Regions from separate parts of the Homo sapiens genome. Here region 2 is linked to region 1. Evidence: chromatin contacts called from ENCODE Hi-C or POLR2A ChIA-PET data. All regions are on one chromosome and are shown on one strand. The core of a region is the stretch at or near the end of the contact, and the rest is flanking DNA. Distances in the headings are between cores, read along the strand shown.

Region 1 (5,893 bases), core at 1,264-3,763:
TTTGCCAAGCTGGCCTGTGGTGCTGGCTACACGAAGAATTATGGTCTCAGGTATAAACAAATCCAACATTTCACCAACTGTGTCATTTAGAGTCATCTTACCTCCTCTGTCTTTAAAACTTCCCATATTCGAACATGATCTTCCACCAGCCAGTGTCCCGTGCTTTCTACCTTGGTGGAAAGTTTGAATTTAGACACCTCTTGAGTAGGTTCTCCCACAGGTTTCACCTCCATCTTGAAAGAGGCAGGCAGGAGGCATTACGGATCTGTGTGGAAGAATAAAGTGTGATCCAGGTTAAAACAATGGGTAACATTAAAAGAGACATCGAAGCAAATTATCATGCTTGACTTCTGACTAGTGAGACCATTAAAGACAGTATCATAATAGGCATCAACTTTTATGGCCACTTTTATATTCTAAATATTCATTATTGGTATTTTAATGCAGGCTTTGGGAGGTAAGAATGCATTCTGATAATGGCAAACTGATACAAATTTTAAAGCAAAGTGCAAGCCATCATCTGCCTGTTATACCTGCTCATCACTTGGCTTTGGTGCTCTCAGGGGGAGTGATGGAAATGGGTGGCTGTCAGGCAAACCTGAGTGATGTTTTCATATTTTCATGCCAAGTGCTCCATGTGGAAGAAGCACTGGCTATGATGTCAAGAGTTTTACTCTTCAAACATCTATTATGCACTTGTGTATATGAGGCTCCATGCTAGGCATACACAAATAATTCAGTAGTTTGGCTGTTAACCTTAAGAAGCTTAGAGCCTCAGGACAGAAAGATTGTAAACAAGTATTAACAATATGATGTATTACAACGTAGTGTCTGAAATGCCACAATAATTGTGTTTCTAAACTGCAATGAAGGCAGAGGAAGATCCCTTTGATATTCACTGGCTATGCACTTTCTTGGGCCTTGGTTTCGCTAACAGTTACTGTAAGATATTATTTAAAAATTGATACCAATTTTACAAGGTCTACTTCTTTGACATCTTTCCATCCACCACTGGCTTGCTCAGAATCTCATCATATCTTGCCTGGCTCAGCCCCATATTATCAGAAGAGTCTCCTTGCCTCCATTCAAGTCTCCTTGAGTCTATTCTTGGTGTAATTTTTCTAAAAAGCAAAACTGTTACTGATGTTCCATCTACCTAAAACTTTTCCTAAAGAATAAAACCCAAATTCCTTCACACAGCATCCAAGGATCTTTGTGTCTGGCTTTCTCCACCTCCCTTCTCCCACCTCATGCATGCACTGCTGCCTCCTCAGCCACTGTTTCAGCCATTTGAAAGTATCTATGGACCCCAGATACATCTGGTGCCTATAGCCTTTGTTTGTGACACCTTCTCTCCAATCCCCATCCCAAGAGAATACAGGCCTCCCTCCTTTGTTATTCTATGTACTCTAGACAAACTTCTATCATGTCACCTGTAACATTTTATTATATTTATTTGCTTTCAATTCTATTTTCGCCTTCTAGTCTTATAAGCATCTTGAGACTAGAGATAGTATCACACACAGAGTAAGTACTAAATAAATGTTTTATGAATCATTAATTCAATCATTTAGTAAATCATGACAATCCATTGAAAAGGAGGCAGCAGATCTTATATATTCAAGTAACAGATGTAAAAGTCAGGTTACCTCTTCCTTTTAACTTTTTTATTGACTTAGTGGGCTGTAAGTTCTTCACAAAAAAGGGATAAGTCTAACATTCATCACACACCCCCCAAGCAGCTTATAATGCAAGACGATATTGCTCATTCGTTAACAACAGGCTGGTTTTCATGGAAATGTCTTCAAGGAATCACGTCTGCAAAACACAGGTGTTATGCTCACTTAACCCACTACCCAAATAAAAGTAAGTGGAAATTGAAATCTATACGAGTGGCAGGCGTGACGGGTCAGCGGATTTAAGAAAATCATCATCTGCAGAGGAGTTACTTCTCTGCTCTGGGGCTTCCCATGCTCCATCTGTAAGCCATGGAGAGTAAGCCCATCTACTTGCAGAGAGCAGTGATGAAGAAACTGATAACCAAAACCATCGTGAAGTACTTAGAAACATAGAGCACTTAATACCCTCCCATTAGGAACCAGGAAACAAAACCTACATAATTAATGAACAAAGTTCCTCTGAGTGGACACACTAATAAATGATGCTGACACATACACGCAAGGAAATAAACAAATCAGAGTCATGTAGAGATTTCAGTCCAAAAAAAGGAAATTAAAATAAACAGGCAAAATGGAAACAGGCCAGATTAGTAGGAAAGGAAATTCCATTGTTGTTATTGGAGATAATACTGTAAATAATAACAAATAAATCAAAACAAAGTAGGAAAACTACATAAAATGGTTTTGGCTGTCTCCTTCGTATATTATGGAAACAAACCTGGATAAAACAGACAAAGTACAAAATCTCATGGGAACAATGGAACATCCGTAAGCGTAACATGTTCCAGAGACCCCACAGCTTACTCTACTGTCTGCCCACAGCTGCTTTCTCATCTCCACAGTGTGGGTGAAAGTTGGCAAATTTTCAGCGTTGGAAGACTGAACTCTACTGTGCACTGACTTCCCACAGATTGCTCCTCACCCTATTTGGGAAGAAGATGCAATTGTGAGTTTTAAACGATTCCAAAGCACTCAGGAACTAAGGAGGGACTCAAGAGAGGCAGCCAGTTCTTACAAGGCTCTTCAAGCATTCTGAGATCCTCCACCCTATCTGAGACTTGAAGTCTTTTTCACTCATCCTCAGTGTATCTCCGCACTTACAAAAATGACCATATGTACAATATATCTTGAGCTTCCACTGCATACCAGCCACAGTGCTAGGCATTTTCCACATTATCTGTAATCCACACAGTAACCCTGAGAGGTAGATATCACCATTTTACGGCAATGAAAAAATAAGATTCAGAGAGGTTAAATAACTTTACTACACTGCTAGAAAGTTGCAGAGTTCCCAAGTTCATGCTCTCTCTCCTAGATCAGTTCAGAAAGCCTTCAGCTCCATCCTACTCTCCCGCCGCTGGTAGAATGCAACCTCCTTCTCATGCTCCTTCCTCCATAGACTAGAGCCAGTGTCTGTGCCTCAGCTCACTGGCACAATGGTGCCCCCTTGAGAGATGGTCACACCTGATGAGTACATAGGTAAGGATGGCATAGAGGTAGGAAAACATCACAGGGAATGGATCATTCCTTTTCCTTTTTACTGACATCTCAACTTCTGACCAGGGTGAGCTTTATGAGTGTGTGACCTATGAAGTCACACAGGGCCCCATGCTCAGAAGAGCCTCATGCTTGGTTTAATGCTTTGCTGTTGCTACCTTAAACTTCTTAATTTTTGAACAAGGGGACTTCTATTTTCATTTTGCACTGAGCCCCACAAATTATATAGCCAGTCCTGCTACCAACCTGTCCTTTTCCTCTTCAAATCTAGCATTTTATTCCATACTCTCTTTATTCTTTTCTTTTTTTCTTTTGAGACAGGGTCTCGTGCTATCACCCAGGCTGGAGTGCAGTGGTGCAGTCTTGGCTCACTGCAACCTCTGCCTCCCGGGTTCATGCAATTCTCCTGCCTCAGCTTCCCGAGTAACTGGGATTACAGATGCCTGCCACCACGCCCAGCTAATTTTTGTATTTTTAACAGAGACGAGATTTTACCATGTTGGCCAGGCTGGTCTTGAACTCTTGGCCTCAAATTATCCACCTGCCTCAGCCTCCCACAGTGCTGGGATTACAGGCATGAGCCATCTCACCCAGCCTCGATACTTTCTTTAAACAATTCATGCATTATAGGTTTCCTACCTATTCCGCTAAAAAGAGCTAGAAGTCTATGTGACAGAGTCATTTTTTTGTTAAAATTAAAATAGGAGGCATATGTAGACTTTCCACTACCTCTGATATACTGTGCATCTTATAGTTGAACTGCTGACTTCTTTCTTTTTCTTTCTTTTTTTTTTTAGACGGAGTCTTGCTCTGTCGCCCAGGCTGGAATGCAGTGGCGTGATCTCAGCTTACTGCAACCTCTGCCTCCAGGGTTCAAGCGATTCTCATGCCTCAGCCTCCCGAGTAGCTGGGATTACAGGCATCTGCCACCACCTCCAGCTAATTTTTGTATTTTTTAGTAGAGACGGGGTTTCGCCATGTTGGCCAGGCTGGTCTGGAACTCCTGACCTCAGGTGATCTGCCTGCCTCGGCCTCCCAAAGTGCTGAAATTACAGGCATGAGCCACCGCACTCAGCCTGCCTTCTTTCTTAAAACACATAGTCAAGGCTTACAAGACAACCTCCAGGCAAATACCATAAATAATGGGCCCCTTCAACAGAATCATCAGATAATATGAAATCACTGTAAACCTAAAAGGCAAAATTTTCTGTTCTAGTTAAGAATTGGTCTAAAATATCGTAAGCCTTACGGACTCCTTTGGAAATCAATTTTGAAGAATTTTTAATTTAAAACACCTGATACCCAAAACAGAATTTTGTTTAAACAACTGGATGGTAAAATCAGCCTTAAGTTGGGAGTGGGGTGAAAAAAGGAACCTGTATGTATATAAAGGCAAATCTGATCAGAGAGCATAAAAGCAAAATTTTTCTCAAAAATTAAAAAAGAAAATTGTTTGGGAATTTTTTTGTAATTGTAAAAGGATTGTGATTGCATACTGCCTCAACCTTATGAAGCACAGAAATAAAATTAAAACAGGGAAGACAGGTGGGATGGAAGAAAGATGTGCTTGCTTGACACTGAGAAACAATCTGCAGATGAGAAAGCCATGGAAAGATTTTTTTTTTTTTTTTTGTAGAGATAGAATCTCACTATGTTGCCCAGGCTGGTCTCACCTGGGCTCAAGTGATCCTCCTGCCTCAGTCTCCCAAAGTACTAAGATTACAGGCATGAGCCACTGTGCCTAGTCTTCTTTTTAAAATATTTACTAACACTATGCTTATAATATCTATAATATGTAATCATAACTTATTTCTTCTATTCCTTCCAAAATAATCATTGACAGGAGGTCATAACATTTTCCATGGTCATAACAAAGGGCGCAGCTGATGGCTTCATACCCTAAGTGATCATTATGCACCAAAAGTAAATGAGCAGCTTCTCAGAGGCTAATCTTGAAAACGTTAAGTATTAAAATAACAATCTAAGAACACAATAACTTGCCATTATTAGTGTCTGTTCTTGCTATCAGATAAAAATTATCCATCACTTCCATGGATGCCCTTTTTTTGAAACATGGCTTTAAAAGTAAGTGCTAGGACACAACTCCACTCAAGTCTGTATTTATTTTATTAACCTCCATGCTGAACTTTGTTTGATACATCATTTTGTAATTTATTGAATTTTACTTTCCTTCTTATAATAAATAGCATATGAGACATCCCTCACAAATCGTTATTTTTTTCTCCTCCTCCTCCTCTTTAAATGGTTTGGAAGGAAAAGAAAGTGTTTAAAATTCAGAAACTTATTGAAATGATTTGGTGCTTCTTATCTTTATCTATTAGGGTCATGCTTTTCTTCTTCCTCTGCAGACTCCCTTATATGTGATAATATTTCTGCTTATTTTCCTTTTGCTTCTACCTGAAGAAATCTTTCAATTTTTCAAACTCAACTCAGATTTCTTCTAATCTTGAAAATGTCTGGCATTTACCCTGTTCCAGTCCCTTCCCATGATTATTTGTCTTTCTGCCATTTCTTTCCTCCTACATTCTCTCTTCCTCATTCCTCTTCCTAATGAGCTGAGGTCCTGTCCAGATAAGATAGGTTTGTTTATCTTTATATCCTACTATCTTCAACTCTTCCACCTAGAATGCTATCAAGAGCAGTCTTTGCATTTTAGTTTTACTCAAAGGTTCAGAATTGCCTAATGCAAAGTGCAC
Region 2 (5,893 bases), core at 920-3,419, 180 kb before region 1:
CTCATCCTACACTCAGTCTCGCGAGACCACGTCCCCCCTGTGGGGTTTGACAACTCCCAGTATTTGATCTCAGCACCAGCCTTGCACCAGCCCATGTTTCTGACCATCTATCAGACAATGCCATCTGATGTCATACTGGTACCTCTGATTTAAATGTCCCTGAATATCCTCCTCTGGTAGTTCATATCTCACAGACCCACCAACTACCCAGACAGCCTCTAGTCCTCCACAACAGTAACCAAAAAGTTGGTAACTAAATGAATGGATTCTACAATTCTACCTCATCAAAAGCTTTCAAAAATCCTCACCATCTCCAGCCACATGACCGTCATTCAAGCCCTTATCCTCTCCTACATGGAACATGATAGCAGCTTCCTAACTTGCTTCCCCGCCTCCAGTCTACCCCGACACTCCAGCAAACACAGTGCCATGACTTTCTTAATGAGCAAATCCCATCACTACTTAAAAGCCTTCAACAAGACCCTATTGCCTGCGGGATTAACACACTCCTCTGTGTGGGCCACAAGGCCCTTTACCACCTGATCTTGGCTCTATTATTTTGCACATTGTGAATAATGCTTTGTGGGCTCCCTTTCTAATTAAAAGTTCCTCAAAGGCAGAAATGTCTCACTCATCTCCCTATCCCCAAAGCCTGATCTAATGACTAGAACGCAATAAATGTTTGATATTTTGTTGACTCAATAAATGCTTTAGCAAAGCTTTTATGTGGAGCCTCCATACCACTTATGCCATATTCAGACCTGAGCTTGTAAGCACTGAGTGTGCCTTCAAAGAGGCGAGTGATAAAGATGAGGAGAGATGTGGAATTAGCTGTGGGATTTTGCTGCAAAGGATAAAGTGATTTCCAATACATGATTATCTCCCATAAACTAAGGAGTTTATATTCTTGTGATAAACCTACCAGACCTCACATACCCAAGGTTATCGCCATGAGAGGCTCTGTGTGTATTCCCAAAAGACTGCCATTATTAAAAATATCTTTGCAATTGTCCTCAGAAACACACAGATTTTACAAGAAGCTCAAAAAGGTCAGTCTCATTTTATAGGCATCGTTCCTCATTAACCCAAACTGTATTTCTAGCTTGATCATCCACTTTATTAACTAGGTTTGATCCAAATGACTAAATGACAAAAATCTGCCATCAGGGGAGTACACTGCTAAGAATGTGTGGAAATTCAATGATAAAACCAGACATATAATTCCATAGGAAGGCTTCCAAAAATGTGTGAGGTTGTGTCATCCTCCCTGGAGCACATTTACACTGTCACCCAAATTGAGAATTTTCAAATGGCTAATACTGACCTAAACGAATAAGTTTTAGCATTTCTTTAAGATGTGAAAATTATATCCTATATACACCATGTGTGTGCATATATATGTATATATATTTTATATACATATATCATTCAGCATCTATGCCCAGGGAGACCTGGAACTGACACACATCCCTTCTGTGTGAATGCATATATGTATATGCTAATATTGAGTGTGCATATTTAGGGCTATTAGTCTGAGCGGCCGACAGACACAGACACACAATCTAAATGGAAACCCGCTCCTGGGTCAGGGCTTGCTCCTCACCATGATGCTCTTGTACATGTTGCCGTTATTGTCTTCCACACTGATGCGGATTATGCAGGTGTCTTCATTCTGTTGGTTGTAAACAGGAGGCAGCACAGTCGAGGTAATGGACGTCACCGAGACAGAGCGCTTGTGGATTTTGGGGTTGTTGTTGCAGGACGGAGGGGAGGAGAGGGGGTTGATTAAGGAAGACATCCCTGAGGAATTTGTGTCCATGGAATGGATAGAAGAACAGGATGAGGAGGACTCAGAGAGCTGGAAGAGTAAACACACCCCAGAAGAAAACAGATTAGAACGCTGGCCAACAGCTTTGCAATTTTCAAAGCAGAGGTAGATATCAAGACTGATAGACTGCAGTTATTTCCTCCACAACAGCCCACAGCACACATGTGTCTCATCCCTGGTGTAAGTACTCTGAGTCCCCATCAGTGGTAGATGCCTATCGGTGACTCAGTGTGACCTAATCACTCTATAAGCACGTGAGGCAAAGCAGTTCTATTTCCCTAGGTTTTAGCTGTTCTTATAGAAGTTAACCAGCAGGTGGCAGCAGACACCAGAAACTGGAGGCAATATGGGTTCCCAAAGAAGTCAGAAGCTTACGGGGCTGGAGGAAAGCCTTGCCAACGCAGTTGATTCAGTCCTACTGCAGTCAGATTTCGTAGTGAGAGAGAAAGTTCTGTATTTTTAGAAGTTTCTAAGAGAAGTACCCCAGATTATACGGCTCTGCATTGAATATTAGTGCTAGAAAGGCCTTGGACATCAACTAGTCCCATACCTGTTCTGCTGAGGAACCTGAGACCCAGGGAGAAAACTGGGGCTCCAGGTCCACACAGCTAGTTGACAGCACCCCTAGAACAGGAACCCAAGCTCCCTGATTCCCACTGTCGAGTTCCCAGAGCAAGCACATGGCCAAGGCTCAGCCTGTGGCTGATGACAATAAGATGAATCAACATAGTATGCTGCTACCTCGGTATGTTTAGTACTGTGAGGCTTATCATGAACTTTCATATTATCTTATCCCATTTTAATTCCACAACTGTCTTGTGAACAAAATGCAGAGCATTATAAAGACGAGGAGAATAAGATTCAGAATATAAAAGTGACTTGCTCAAGGGAAATACAGCCTTTAAGCAGCTTCACCACTTTCCACATTTGCTAGTAGAGCCAACTGTATACATTTTCATGATGTGTATCAAGGACAATTAAGAAATGGAGTACTACAGTTAATATGCTTTTCTGATTAACTACACATTTCTCATCCATGCAATACCAATAACCAAAGAAAGAAGTTATTGGAAGAGGTACTTTTAAAAATCATTAAATTGAACCATTTAAAATACCCATTATTATTGTAGAAAATTATAAAGAATTTCCCGGAATGACTTAAGCTAAATTATACCATGTTAATCCTATAAAATATTCTGGAAGTCATTTATAAAATAAATAACATTTCTTTCATATTTATCTGCCTTTCCATGGAAACAGTATAGAAGTTGAGCTTTCTGGTTATCAGGCTTCTGATTAAAATGGAGTCTATTATCTTATTTCCTGTAGATTTCCTCCTGTGGCATAATTATACATTCAGTTCTATTGCACAGTTAGTTTACAGCCAGCCAGCTGATGTGACAATTCTCATGGGTAGGGGTCTGATTGTGGCTCTATCATAATATGGTTTAGTTTTTGTTTTGGTTTTTGGGTTTTTTTCTTCCTTATGTTCCCAAATGAATCAACTTAGTGGCTCAATTTGAGGACTAACTGATGATAGATAAGTTAATAGCATAAGTTTCTTTGCAGATATATTAGTTAAGGGGGTGCATTTTCCAATTATTCATTCAATTTTTTCGCCTTCATGTTCCTCTATCCAAACTCTATTTCCTTTGTTAGATTTTTCTATGATTCTAGTGACATTTATAGTTAAGATAAAGCCTAGAATATGCCTGGGTTATAGCAGCTCTAAACAGACTGCCTGATGAGCCCCCAAATTCCTATTGAGAATTTAAGAAGTGAGGAGCAAGTGCAAAAATCAATATTTAGAAATCATGATCGGGGAATGAAGAAAGGAATGCAAATAAATTACACTTCACCCTTAAGAGCAACCTCACAGTGCAGCCTGTGGAAAAGGAAGAATGACAGTCTGGAGGACTTTTGGAGAAGGCGGCTGTCACAGGCTCTCAGGTCAGGAAGGAAGTGTGGAGGTCAGCTCAGTCCAGCTATGTGCCAAGCAGGAGAATCACGAGCCTTTCTAGCTAATATGCAGGGATTGTGCAGTCCAGGAGCTACTTGCATCCAAGTGAATCACTGATGTTTAAGAAATGTATGACTCTGAGAAAGGTTCATCCAAAGAATAAAGAGCCATGACTTCTGCAAGAATTTAAAAAGCCAGTCTGATGAGGGATGAGACAAAAAAGATGAAGCAAGGGATGTGCAGGAGAAAGCACACTGGGCTTCTGCATAGTTTTAAAAGGTACCATTTGGACCAATGTACATTTCCACTATGCCACAAGGTGTGACTGTGATTCCATCTCCTTCCTGGAGAGACAGGGAGAAATCCCACAATAATGTGGGCAATACCTCAGTTATTACTTTCCTACAATGTCTACCATCAGAAATGGAGCCTATAAAACCTCAGAGGCTGTGAAAAAGTGAATGATGAGACTGCATTCCAGATTTTGACAAAGCTAATTTGTATGTCAAGTCACGAAGAATGACTACATCCCGGGTTGAGGAAAAATGCCTTTTGAGAGCATGGCCAGTCCGTAGGTGTCCACGAAGGCTTTCTTTCAATATTTAGAGCATGAATGATTGTATCCCCTGGATTTCAAAGCAGAAAGCTAAGAAATCCAACTAGAGCAGCAAATTAGTCATCTCAGTTTGATGAATCCTGAATATGATGCTTTTCCTGGATTGGCTACATTATGACAAAGTCACTTGAGGGTTCCAGGATTACCACTGTTGTTTTAACACCATGTGAAGCAACACACATGTCCCCTTGAAGAGCAGCAGATATAAACCAAGGGATGAAACCATTGCCAACATTCTACCTTACTGACCTAACCATAAGCTAAGGAGCCAGAAGTCACTATTGAGTAAGCTTGGTTAGCCAGAAACCTTCCCCAAATGGTGCAAATTCTAGTTATGTCATAGTTGACTTTCTGATCCAAACCCTTCAACCAACAGATTGAAGCAGATGTGTACAGAAGATTAACACTGATATTGGTGGGGTGCGGTGGCTCATCCCAGCACTTTGGGAGGCCGAAGTGGGTGGATCACCTGAGGTCAGGGGTGTGAGACCAACCTGGCCAACATGGTGAAACTCCATCTCTACTAAAAATACAAAAATTATGCGGGCATGGTGGCACATGCCTGTAATCCCAGCTACTCGGGAGGCTGAGGCAGGAGAATCCCCTGAACCCAGAAGACAGAGGTTGTAGTGAGCCAAGATCGTACCACTGCATTCCAGCCTGGGCAACAGAGTAGTGAGACTTCATCTCAAAAAAAAAAAAAAAAAAAAAAAAAAAAGAAGACTGGTCTTAATTAAGATCTTAAGATTAAGATATTTTGGTTTTTAAATTTTTATTTATGCAGTCACAGAAAATAGAAACTCGACGGAAATTCTTTTATCACCTCTCATCAGTTTCCTTTTTTCCAACATGGGAGAATGTATCCTTGTTACCAATCCCTCATCTTCCCCTGCAGCTGTGCCCTTTGCACTGTGATTTCAGAGTTCCTCCCACTAAAACTGGAGCCTATTTCTCTGCTTCATTTACTTATGTGGAATGTGGCCACATGATTACTTTAGCCAATAGAATGTTGGTTGATACGACTCAAGTAAAGGCTTGACATATGCTTGCGAGTGGGCTTGCCCTCTTGCTTGTCCGTCTTAGCATGCTAAGGGCATGCCCTGGGTAGCCCGTTACTCCAACAATAATGAGAGGCAAGTGGAACAGACCTGGACCAAATCTGTGGCCTAGTGTCAAGCCCAACCTAGATCAGCCAACCAGCAGATACATAAGAGAGATAAATAGTGGTTGTTTTAAGTCACTGACTTTTGGAGTGGCATGCAATGCAACATTATTGTGATAAATGCTTGGCTAAGACAAAACATGGCACCAAGAACCTGACACATCTCCATCTCTGACTTTTTGCTCTTTCTAAGAAGTCCTACTTCCCCTAAATAACTCCAGTGCCTTAAGAGGTGGGTATAGAACAATATTTCAAAGGCCAAATGAATAAACGAAACTGCTTAGTGCTTTTACACCTGTTTCTATTAGTAGTATGTCCCCAAATTGA

The links. A loop is a pair of places that touch in the nucleus more often than their neighbours do. ChIA-PET counts read pairs that join two places held with the same protein, here RNA polymerase II (POLR2A). Pooled maps may share reads with other maps.
Region 2: a loop to region 1 is called in a map of naive thymus-derived CD4-positive, alpha-beta T cell, with 20 times the contacts of the local background. The contact joins two enhancer-like sites. A Hi-C loop is called at or near these places in 6 of 168 maps with a recorded cell type or tissue (CD4-positive, alpha-beta memory T cell, CD8-positive, alpha-beta T cell, Caco-2 and 3 more), 15 of 37 single-sample maps with no recorded cell type and 16 of 50 pooled maps. POLR2A ChIA-PET finds 5 or more read pairs at or near these places in 1 of 52 experiments (activated CD4-positive, alpha-beta T cell).

Annotation. Positions count from the first base shown.
Region 1 is chr1:183,736,498-183,742,390 of GRCh38, reverse strand. It overlaps a transcript of RGL1 not described here. Among named protein-coding and RNA genes, the nearest start is that of RGL1, 66 kb to the left of the region's middle. Within about 2 kb of position 2,513, at least 2 of the 41 ENCODE cell types and tissues checked have a DNase peak (open chromatin) inside an H3K27ac peak, as active enhancers do.
Region 2 is chr1:183,912,412-183,918,304 of GRCh38, reverse strand. It overlaps RGL1 (ral guanine nucleotide dissociation stimulator like 1), which reads right to left. Exons shown (of 18, transcript NM_001297671.3): 16 at 1,604-1,858. Among named protein-coding and RNA genes, the nearest start is that of RGL1, 110 kb to the right of the region's middle. RefSeq lists an enhancer at 2,071-2,260. Within about 2 kb of position 2,169, at least 17 of the 41 ENCODE cell types and tissues checked have a DNase peak (open chromatin) inside an H3K27ac peak, as active enhancers do.